Linked DNA regions of Homo sapiens: regions 1 and 3 are each linked to region 2. Evidence: chromatin contacts called from ENCODE Hi-C or POLR2A ChIA-PET data. All regions are on one chromosome and are shown on one strand. The core of a region is the stretch at or near the end of the contact, and the rest is flanking DNA. Distances in the headings are between cores, read along the strand shown. Region 1 overlaps IL31RA (interleukin 31 receptor A). Region 2 overlaps ANKRD55 (ankyrin repeat domain 55). Region 3 holds the start of IL31RA (interleukin 31 receptor A).

The links. Hi-C counts contacts between places; a loop is a spot of excess contacts on that map. ChIA-PET counts read pairs that join two places held with the same protein, here RNA polymerase II (POLR2A). Pooled maps may share reads with other maps.
Region 1: a loop to region 2 is called in a pooled map, with 2.3 times the contacts of the local background. The contact joins two enhancer-like sites. A Hi-C loop is called at or near these places in 2 of 50 pooled maps. POLR2A ChIA-PET finds 5 or more read pairs at or near these places in 3 of 52 experiments (H1, T-cell and naive thymus-derived CD8-positive, alpha-beta T cell).
Region 3: a loop to region 2 is called in a pooled map, with 2.5 times the contacts of the local background. The contact joins the promoter of IL31RA here to the enhancer-like site in region 2. A Hi-C loop is called at or near these places in 1 of 168 maps with a recorded cell type or tissue (mammary epithelial cell) and 4 of 50 pooled maps. POLR2A ChIA-PET finds 5 or more read pairs at or near these places in 1 of 52 experiments (MCF 10A).

What each region holds. Positions count from the first base shown.
Region 1 is chr5:55,900,980-55,904,773 of GRCh38, forward strand. The region is part of intron 8 of IL31RA (interleukin 31 receptor A); the gene reads left to right. Among named protein-coding and RNA genes, the nearest start is that of IL31RA, 52 kb to the left of the region's middle. RefSeq lists enhancers at 1,922-2,423, 2,213-2,862, 2,424-2,923. Within about 2 kb of position 2,237, at least 2 of the 41 ENCODE cell types and tissues checked have a DNase peak (open chromatin) inside an H3K27ac peak, as active enhancers do.
Region 2 is chr5:56,199,842-56,203,396 of GRCh38, forward strand. All of the region lies in intron 2 of ANKRD55 (ankyrin repeat domain 55), which reads right to left. Among named protein-coding and RNA genes, the nearest start is that of ANKRD55, 32 kb to the right of the region's middle. Within about 2 kb of position 1,464, at least 2 of the 41 ENCODE cell types and tissues checked have a DNase peak (open chromatin) inside an H3K27ac peak, as active enhancers do.
Region 3 is chr5:55,849,473-55,853,389 of GRCh38, forward strand. IL31RA (interleukin 31 receptor A) reads left to right here and starts at 1,885. Exons shown (of 15, transcript NM_139017.7): 1 at 1,885-2,161. The coding sequence starts at 2,099.

The DNA of each region.
Region 1 (3,794 bases), core at 987-3,486, 300 kb before region 2:
AGTCAGGAATGTTCTCTCCAATTCACCACCTTTCTCTATTTGCTTACACCTAGACTGGTTCAGACATTTACACAACCAGTTCTAGAATTCTCTGCCTGTGCTGCCTTCCATCTCTTCTCCTTAAACCCTCATTTTATAATTCCTAGATATTTATATTTTTGTATTTTGAGCTACACTTGATATTATTTTAGTTAGCATTTAATAGTACTCCCTGTAGTCCTCATTTCCTGACATCCTAGTTCCCGCCTGTCCAACACCCTAGTGATGAAGTTCCTGACAAATGCACGTGTCATTGGGGCACACATTCTTTATTAATAGAGGTGCTGTTAAATAGTAACCTCAGTTTCCCAGTGTGGCCCCAGGATGGGAGGTGGTAAAGAATAGGGTATAAAAGCATGGGCTTTGGAGTCCAGCAGCCCCGGGTTCAAATCTTTGCTCTTCCACAAGATACCATTAACCTTGGGCAAGTTACCTAACTTCTCTGAAGATTAGCTACTCGTAAAATGGAGCTATTATATAATAATACCTACCTCACAGAGCTGTAGTGAAGATTAAATGAGATCATGTATGTAAAATGCTTTGTCTGGTGCTAATTATTACTATTGTCATTATTATTATTATTATTATTATTATTATTATTATTATTAATTTTTGAGATGGAGTTTCGCTCTTGTTGCCCAGGCTGGAGTGCAATGGTGTGATCTCAGCTCACCACAACCTCCACCTCCTAGGTTCAAGCAATTATCCTGCCTCAGCCTCCTGAGTAGCTGGGATTACAGGCATGTGCCACCACACCAGGCTCATTTTGTATTTTTAGTAGCGACGGGGTTTCTCCATGTTGGTCAGGCTGGTCTCGAACTCCTGACCTCAGGTGATCCACCTGCCTCAGCCTCCCTAAGTGCTGGGATTACAGGCGTGAGCCACTGCTCCTGGCTTATTGTCATTCTTAATAAAATTTCTGATTGATCAAATTTCTGTTAGACACAGATTATCGACTTTAAAAATATTATAAAATACACTTTAAAGTTATGCTAAATTCACTTAGGTTTTTTTTGGCTTTGTGTCAGATACGACTGTGTGATCATCAATTATAAGGGTCCTAGATCAGGTATTGGCACACTGCAGCTTGCAGGTTAAATCTGGTTGGACACTTGTTATTGTAAATGAAGTTTCACTCTAACACAACCACACATATTTGCTCACATATTATTTATGGCTTCTTTTGTGCAACGGTGGCTAAGTTGAATAGTTATGACAGAGACGACCTAGCCCACAAAACCTAAAATCTAAAATATTTGCTATCTGGCTCTTTACAGAGAAACTTTACAGATGCTAGTCCCAGACATAAAAGAAAATAATGTTCTGGATGTGCACGATGGCTCACGCCTGTAATCCCAGCACTTTGAGGCCAAGACGGGTGGATCGCTGAGTTCAGGAGTTCAAGACAAGTCCAGGCAACATAGTGAAACCTTGTTTCTACAAAAAAAAAAAAAAAAAAAATACAAAAATTAGCCAGGCCTGGTGGCATGTGCCTGTAGTCCCAGCTACTTGAGAGGCTGAGGGGGAAGAATCGCTTGAGCCAAAGAGGTTGAGGCTGCAGTGAGCCGAGATTGTACCACTGCACTCCAGCCTGAGTGACAGAGCGAGACCCTGTCTCAAAAACAAACAAAAGAAAGTAATATTCTACAGAATTTTGCTTACTAAAGTGGAGGCAACTGGAGAATGAGAATAATAACTAGAGAATAATAAGATAATTTTTGTAAGTATAACTATCATTAAGTAATAGTTATCATACATTGTCTACTAGTATGTGTCAGGAATTGTGCTAAGATAACATAGGTTTTCCCATTTTAGCCTTGACATGACTCATGATGTAGATGCTGTGAGATCTATTTTATAGACGGCAAAGGGATTCAGGCAAGCTTAGTAATGTGCCCAAGGTCTCTGGAGTGGGATGATTCCAGCTCGGATCTGCAGGATTCCCAACTTGTACCATATCCCACAACCTTAGATGTGTTATTCATAAAGTGACTTGAATTCCGGTCACAGATGCTGTGTGACACTGAACTGGTTATTGACCTGTGCGGGCCTCCACGTTCCCCTCTTGGAATAAGGGCTTGGAATGAGGTTCCTTCTGCTCAGCACGCCCTGGGTTTTGTGAGACCCGAGACAGCAGGCAGCGGTGGCGTGGTCCCAGGCAGGGCATCGGAAAGCCCGGCCACTGTGTCATAAGGCCAGAGGAGGAAGATGGGCCCAAGTTGGGGCAGAGCTCAGGATGGGCCAGGACGGTTGGCAAAGGAGAAGCAGCACCAGCACGTGAGCCCCGGGTGACTGTCTTCATGCAGATCACAAGAAATCAATGGCTTTCACAGTCAAAGCCCCTCCCTGCTTCTTCAAGGAAGGATCTGTGTTTCCCACCACACCTGGGGATGTTTGGAGTAATTGCTCAGAAAGCTCTTGTTGAATGATGGAAGGACCCGGCGATTCGTTTATATTGAGTAGAGTGATGACTTGGAAATTCCCCTTTTGGCGCCCCTTGGTGTGGCCAGGCTTTCCCCTTTCAAGGTTGACTCATGGTTTCCTGGGGCCGGCGCCACGCCCCTGTGGTCTCCGCAGTCTCTGCAGTGCACTTGGCGCTTTAGACCCGGATCTCCCTGCTCCTCAGAGCTCCAGTGTTGGTGAGAAGGAGTGTGGGTTTAGACACCAACACTGGCTTCTTCAGGCCAGGATTTGTGGGCAATCATTTTTTAAAAAAGTGCCTCCAGGGAGATGAGGAAGCTGCAGAAGCAGGCCAGGACAGGGCAGAGGCTGAGATGAAGGTGGGCTTTCAGGGCTGCCAAAACGAAGCACTGCAGACTGGGGGGCTTCAAACAACAGAACTTTATTGTCTCATGGTCCTGGAGGCCAGAAGTCCCACATCAAGGTGCTGGTTGGCCATGCTCCCTAAAGTCTCTAGGGGAGAATCCTTCCTTACCCCTTCCAGCTTGTAGTGGCCCCAGGTATTCCTTGGCTTGTGGTAGCTCCAGTAACTCCCATAAATCCAATCTCTGCTTCAGTCTTCACATGGCTAGCTTCTTGTGTGTCTCTGTTTCCATGCCCAGATTCCTCTTTTCTTATAAAGGGCCCACTGTCTTAACTAATTACATCTGCAATGGCCTATTTCCAAATACAGTCACATTGTGTGGCACTGGGTATATACTTTGGGGGGATACAATTCAACCTGTAACAGGTACAATCTGAGATAAAAGCCCCAGGGAGGGGGGTTCCCACTGGATCTTGCAGGGGACTCTATCTAGAGTGTGAGTGACATCTCATAGTCATCCCAGCCAAGCAAAACACAAGCACACAGTAAGAAGGAAGCTGAGTGGGTCTGGGTGGAGCGCCAACATTGGCTGCTAGAAGAGTCTAGTTACATCTCCAAGGCTCCAGCAGGGACTTTCAGCCAGGACTGGCTGGGTATGCTTCCAGGCGGTGAGCAGGGGAAGGCTGGAAGGAGAAACTCAGAGCCCTAGGGTTAGGTGGGGTCAATCTCCAGGCTCTGTGCTTCTTGCCCCGGCCTCTGCTCCTTCTGTGGCTTCACATTTCCTCCATGCCTCAGTTGTCCTTCTCAGAGTTACCTTTTCAGGTTGACAACTTACCTGGCCTTGCTGCTAGGACTAGCCCCTGGAGTGTCTCATAAGGACCCTGTTTGGGAAAAGGATCCGTCAACTGTGGCTTACAAGAACAAGACTCCTAAATATACACACAGCCTGCTGGGGTTTGTTGCCAAGGAATAGCAGGATGCAGGACCCCTG
Region 2 (3,555 bases), core at 214-2,713:
GATCGCACCACTACACTCCAGCCTGGGTGACAGAGTGAGACTCTGTCTCAAAAAAAAAAAAAAGAGGCCGAGGTGAGAGGATCACTTGAGACCAGTAGTTGGAGACCAGCCTGAGCAACACAGCATCTCTACAATTGTGTTTTAATTGTAATATGTATATATATGAAATGTGTAAAAGTCCGTAAAAGCCTGGAAGAACGTGCATCAAAAAGTCTATAGAGATAATCTCTTGGATATTCTTCAGAACTTTCTATATTTTTCAAATTCTCTATAATGAATTTATGTTCTTTTATACCTGTCAGAATAAACCAAATTCAGGCTTACTAGCTTTAATAAACTAATACTAAGGGGGTACACAGAGCCTAGCATATCTATAACTAAGAAAGCAAGTCCTTGCTGTTTGATAACATCCTAAAAAAGAAAAAAGTATGTATTTTGCTAATTCTGACCTTTATAAATACTCTAGTAGGTTTTTTTTTAAAAAAGACATAGGTATGTATTTTAATTTTTATTAATTTTTACCTAAAAATTGGAAGAATAGACAGCCTTAAGATCATTTCTTTCCTTCATTTTTCATGGTCAAAAAACCTAACTGATTTCTGGATGTATCATAAATTATCCAATGTCAAGGGCTTAGCATTAATACTGGTATGTCAGACACGTAATAGGCTATTAAAAATGTTTTAGATTAGAGGACCTTCCTTAGAGTATCTCAAGTTTTACAAAAAGTTCCTTTTTTAGAGCTTCATATGGTGGCTCTGTCCTTGGGTTATTATGGAGCTCTTTGGGAAAGCCCTTGACTGCATCGGTTACTGGGCCCATTTTGTTGAAATTACCCAGAAGTTAGCTTGACATTTGTTCTGCCTAAGCTGTGACCCTTTTGCAAAAGGGCCAGGTCAGTGGAAGGGCACATTGGGTATTGCAATTTCAAGAGCTCAGACCAGGGTAATTTGGGGAGGCTTTCTTTGGTTTATTCTATTCTGAGGATTCTTGGGTGACTAAACACATCCTAGGGTCACCAATGATGTCTGGATTCATTTTGGACAACCACAGAGGACTCTGAAGCTCTTTCTTAGATTGTTCCTTGAAATAGAATTGATTGCCTCTGAAGAACTCATTCATCCATTTACTCATCTACCATATGCTAGTAAAATTGTAGTTACAAAGGCTACAGAGTTTCTGTCCCTAAGAAAGACATGCCCTAGTGGGAAGACAAATGTCTTATTTATGATTGAGACATACTGGAGATATTATGGCAGGACGGGAAGAATCACTTCAATGAACAGTTTCCTGGGCATTCCTCTAATTCCCTCTCTCCCCCTGCGGGATTATCCTGAATGCTTTGAAGAAACTGCATTCTTAGGGGTACCCAGAATGACCTATCCACAAAGTGGCGTCTTTCCACCTTTAAGGAGCATGCCAGGCCTTACACTGCACCACGATGGCTTCATGGGACAACATTGCCACCCACTGGTAATAAAGAGTCTCTGTGGACCTTCACCTGGGCCCTGAGTCAATCTGGAACTCTTTGGCCATGCAAGAACAAGTTAAAGGTCATTGATACAGCTGGCTGGCATTGAAACAAAATTAGTCTCATGTGACTTTTTTCAAATATATCAGGTGACACAAAGCATACATATAGAAAAATGGTAAGAGCACAAGCTCTGGGGCCTCACCTCTAGAGTCTGATTCTGGCACTGCCACTTACCTGCTAGCTATGTGACCTTAGGCAAGTTGCTTAACATCTCTATGTCCGTTCTTCACTTGCCAAATGGATAAGAATAGTGCCTCCCCCTTAGGGCTGTTCTGAGAGCTAAATGAATTAATTCATATGAAGTGCTTAAAGCAGTGCCTGGCCCAGAGTAAATATTCAAAGTGTGTTAATTAGTGGGGTGATTCCTCAAAGACCAAGAGGCAGAAATACCATTTGACCCAGCAATCCCATTACTAGGTATATACCCCAAGGAATATAAATCATTCTATTATAAAGATACTTGCATGCATATCACAATAGCAGCACTATTCACTGTTAGCAAAAACATGGAATCAACCTAAATGCCCATCAGTGATAAACTGGATAGAGAAAATGTGATACATATGCACCATGGAATACTATGCAGCAATAAAAAAGAACGAGGTCATGTCCTTTGCAGGGACATGGATGGAGTTGGAAGCCATTATCCTCAGCAAACTAATGCAGGAACAGAAAACCAAACACCACGTGTTCTCACTGATAAGTGGGAACTGAATGATGAGAACACATGGACACATGGAGAGGAACAACACACACTGGAGCCTGTCAGAGGGGGTGGTGTGGGGAGAGGGGGAGCATCAGGAAGAAGAGCTAATAGATGCCGAGCTTAATATTTAGGTGATGGGATTATCTGTGCAGCAAACAACCATGGCACACATTTACCTATGTAACAAACCTGCACATCCTACACATGTACCCTTGAACTTAAAATGAAAGTTAAAGAAAAAAAAAAACAAAGTGTGCCTGTTGTTATTATTATCCAAATTACTACTTTGACATTGATAGGCACTTGTGTCTCCTTGCTCTTAAACGAGACCCTTTGCCTTGTGCAGCAGGCTGTAGTAATTTTGTGAGCAGAAACATTTTTACCATTTCTCATGTCTTCTCCAGTCCCTCAGGGTGTATTTCCTGAGATGATAAGAGTGTTTTAGAAAGTGTCAGTCATATGAGAAGAAGAGAGTTTCTTTCTAACATTTTAAAGGGAAAAATAGCTCCGAACTTTCCACATGTACCAGTTGAGGGAACAAACATGCAAAGTGACCTTCATACCGTGGGAGTGGAAAAGAAGAGATTTCATTCTGTGGGGAGGAAGTCTTGCAACAATATTATCTCAAGAGTAAATATCTGACTGCAATCAGATCTTTCTTCCTAACCAAATTTGTGATGCAACACATGTTGTGTTTCTTTGAATGTTAGCATCTCTGTGCTCTTGCGGGGGTAGGTTTTCTGAGCTGTGAATGGCATTTCATGTTGAGCATCTCTCCTGCATGAAGAGGACCTGGGGAATGGAATTTTCTGTTTTAAGGAGTGTTTCTGTGTTGAAATTCAGTAAAGATGCCTCTTAGAATGCACTTTAATAGAATGCATCTTTATTTTAATAATATTAATTCTTAAAAATATCTTAATCTTTATGTATGGGGCCTTTAGGATGGAGGCAATATACACATTTACTGATTAATTTAGTACACATGTTCTGCTCAGATGGGCTTTCTCACCCACTGGGGTTTTGTGGAAACTTTTCTGATGTTAAAATATTATGTCAAGAAATACTTTGGTAATTAGGCAGTGATATGGTCTGGCTCTGTGTTCCCACCCAAATCTCATCTTGAATTGTAATCCGAATTGTAATCCCTACATGTTGGCGGAGGGACCTCGTGGGAGGTGATTAGATCATAGGGGTGGTTCCCCCATGCTGCTGTTCTCATAATAGTGAGTTCTCATGAGATCTGATGGTTTTTTTAAAATTTAATTTAATTTTATTATTATTATACTTTAAGTTTTAGGGTACATGTGCACAACAT
Region 3 (3,917 bases), core at 635-3,134, 350 kb before region 2:
CTGAGCCACATATTGGACTTTAAATATATTTTCTTATATAACATTTTCTTTTTCCTGGAATTAATAATTATGCCATTTTTTGGTTTCCTTAACTTACTGAGCCGATTACTCATCCTTCTCCAAACTTTCTAAGAGTGCTGCAAAACTTTTCAAGTTTCAACATCTGTCAGATCCATTGGGTCCCCTCCATGTATTTTTTCATTGGAAATATCCCTCCTTGAGCCTGGCGTCTGCCACTCACTTGGGCTAGTTGCTCTCCAAGCCTGTTGTACTCTTATCATCTTGGGATCTCCCTTGGCCACCATTCTTGGAATTCTCTCTCTTCTATTTGAAATTTGCTGTTTTTGGGAGCCCATTTTTCCTTTTTGTTTTGGCTTATGCTCTTGTTTTTGTAGTCACTTTTTTCAATAACATCTCGAAAATGGTCACATGGGAGATAAAGTTCTTGAAACTTGGCATGTTGGAAAATGCAGTTTCAAGAACGTTGTTTTACCTTTCTTTCTGATGGATCATTTGGATGGGTAGAGCATCCTAGGTGAGAAATAATTTTCCAATAGAGTTATAAAGGAATTGATCCATTGCTTTCTAACTTCTGGTTTTGTTATTAAGTCTAAAGCCATTCTCATCCTTGATCCTTTGTATGTGACTTATTTTTTTCCTATCTGGAAACATTTTTTTTCTGTTTATTCTTGATATTCTGAAACTTCACTGTTTTGTACTTCAGTGTAGATTTATTTTCATTTATTATGCTGTTTACAGTGGGCCCTTTCAATCTGGAAACAAATGTTCCTCAATTCTTGGGAATTTTATTGTATCACTTCTCTCATTATTTCTTTCCCTCCATTCCTCTGTTCTGTGCTTCTGTACTGCTGGTAGTCAGATGTTGGCTATTCTTCATCTCTTTGTCTTTTCTTCTATCTTCTGGAAGATTTCCTCAACTTTATTTTCTAGTCTTTAGACTTCAGCTCTCATATTTTGAATCTCCAAGAGTTCTTGTTCTCTAATTATGCCTTTATCATAGCATCCTATTCATATTTTGTGGGTACAACATTTTTTCTTATTTTCTATGAAGGTTTAACTAATATTTCTTTTAAAAAATATTCTGCTTTCTGCATTGCCTTTCTTTCAAGTTTTTTCCCCCCATCTGCTGTTGGGATGGGAGAAATTTAATGAATTTGGCTTTGTGGGGTTAGGATTAGGTAGTCTATTTCTTTTTCAGATTTTCAACCAATCTTATGATTTTTGTTTCAGAGGTATAGTCAATTCTCATTATTCCTTCATTATTCCTGGCAATTATGTTCAATAAAATCGCCACAAACACTGAATTAGAAAATACTGCTGAGCGTGGTGGCTCATGCCTGTAATCCCAGCACTTTGGGAGGCCGAGGCAGGTGGATCACCTGAGGTCAGGAGTTTGAGACCAGCCTGAACAACATGGAGAAACCCCGTCTCTACTAAAAATACAAAATCAGCTGGGCTTGGTGGCGCATGCCTGTAATCCCAGCTACATGGGAGGCTGGCCTGAGGCAGGAGAATCACTTCAACCCGGGAGGTGGAGGTTGCGGTGAGCTGAGATGGCGCAATTGCACTCCAGCCTAAGCAACAAGAGCGAAACTCTGTCTCAGAAGAAAAAAAAAAAGAAAAAAAGAAAATACTGAATTATTCTCTGTGGGGGAAATATAGAGTTAGGTGCCTGTGAGCCTCTGGTCACAACATTTTTGTCAGCTAATCAATACATAACCTTGTTTTGTGTGTGTTTCTGTTTAAAGACACCTTATTTAATATACATTGTTGATTCATCAACATTGAACTCATGGCTAATAACAGTACTATGACTCATGCCTGAATAGAGCTTATTTAACACACATATTTTCTCCATGAGGCACAGCCTCCTTCTGCTTAGGAACACCAGACAGCACTCCAGCACTCTGCTTGGGGGGCATTCGAAACAGCAAAATCACTCATAAAAGGCAAAAAATTGCAAAAAAAAATAGTAATAACCAGCATGGCACTAAATAGACCATGAAAAGACATGTGTGTGCAGTATGAAAATTGAGACAGGAAGGCAGAGTGTCAGCTTGTTCCACCTCAGCTGGGAATGTGCATCAGGCAACTCAAGTTTTTCACCACGGCATGTGTCTGTGAATGTCCGCAAAACATTGTGAGTATTGATTTGGGGGGTTACAAATAATTCCTAGCAAGTAGGTGAATTCACAAATAAGGAAGCTGTGAGTAATGAGGGTTGATTTTACCTACCTAGTGTCTCAAATCCTGAGCCGTATGAGATTCCGTGGCATAATTATGTTTGCTTATTGTTGGCAACCTTATTAGGCATTTCTAGGTTTCTGCTTTCTCATCTTTACCAGTTCAGTTATGGCTTGATTCATTTCTCTTTTTCCAAAGATTTGTTGACATCTCTTATTTGCTGTTGCCTCTTCCCATTTGTTTTGTCTTGTGGTTCTATATCTTTGCCATAATTTTTGTGGAGTTTCCTGAGAGAGTAGAGATAAATGTATATGCTCAATTGGTCTTGTCTTAACCAGAATTCTATTTAATACACAACACCTTTAGTGAGCTGTTATGCATGTAATAGGTGTTTACTAAGTATTGGTTGAATAAATTCAAGAAATGCTTGCTATTTTTGTGCTAGCATTTAGCTTTTCTCTATAGTATATTATAATGGAATTTTATTTTATTTTATTTTATTTATTTTTTGAGACAGAGTTTCACTCTTGTCGCCAGGTTGGAGTACAATGGCACGATCTTGGCTCACTGCAACCTCTGCCTCCCGGGTTCAAGCGATTCTCCTGCCTCAGCCTCCCGAGTAGCTGGGATTACAGGTGCCTGCCACCATGCCTGACTAATTTTTTTGTATTTTTAGTAGAGATGGGGTTTTGCCATGTTGGTCAGGCTGGTCTCAAACTCCTGACATCAGGTGATCCACCTGCCTCAGCCTCCCAAAGTGCTGGGATTACAGGCGTGAGCCACCACGCCTGGCTGGAATTTTAAATATCTCATAATTATAATCTTCTAGGTAAAAGACTAGCTCTCTTTCTCACCCTTATTCCTCCTACTTAGTGGAACATTGCCTAAGGAAGATGGGGAATGGGTTAAAAATTAAAATGTGGGGCTGGAAAGCATAGCTTGTTTTAAAACTTAGTTTTCTTTCCTTTTGCATCATAATCTCTTCCCCGGTCTATTTATTTCTCGTGGTTTTGTCAGTCCATTACAAACGGTTGCAAAATTGTGGTACTAGAAGGGATCCTAGAAATAATCTAATTTGAACCTTTGATTGCTAGGAAACTGAGAGTCAGGCTGCCTTGGTTCAAGTCTTGGCTCCACCACCCATGTAGGACATGTTGCTTACTGTTTTGACCTCAGTTTCCTTGCCTATAAAGTGGGAATAAAAATACTCCTGATGTTATAGGATTGTTGTGAAGATTAAAAGAGATAATTAATGTGAAGTTCTTAGTACTATGCCTGACACACAGTAAGAGCTCCACAAATTATTAATGATGATTATTACTAGTGGCTAAACTGAAGCTCTGGTTTCTCAGTTCAGTATGTTTTCCTTTAGACGTAAATAAGAATTTGTAAGCCTCTTTTTGGAGTCAGCTACCATTATTTTCTTTCCTTCATCTCCTTCATTGTCTAAAGACAGTTAACATGATTGCGTATTTCTCATTTCAAGCTAAAGATACTCTCACTGTTTCAGCTATTACCACATTTGTAAGGACTTCCTGAAGAGAAAATTTAAAAGTTAGTCACTTCTTTTAGTTGTTTCTGGTCTTTCAGATGATCCTTTTTTTTTGTAGAGTTGAGTGTTTTTGTTTTTGCTTTTGTTTTTAGTTAACAATAATGCAATCCATTTCCCAGCATAAGTGGGTAAGTGCCACTTTGACTTGGGCTGGGCTTAA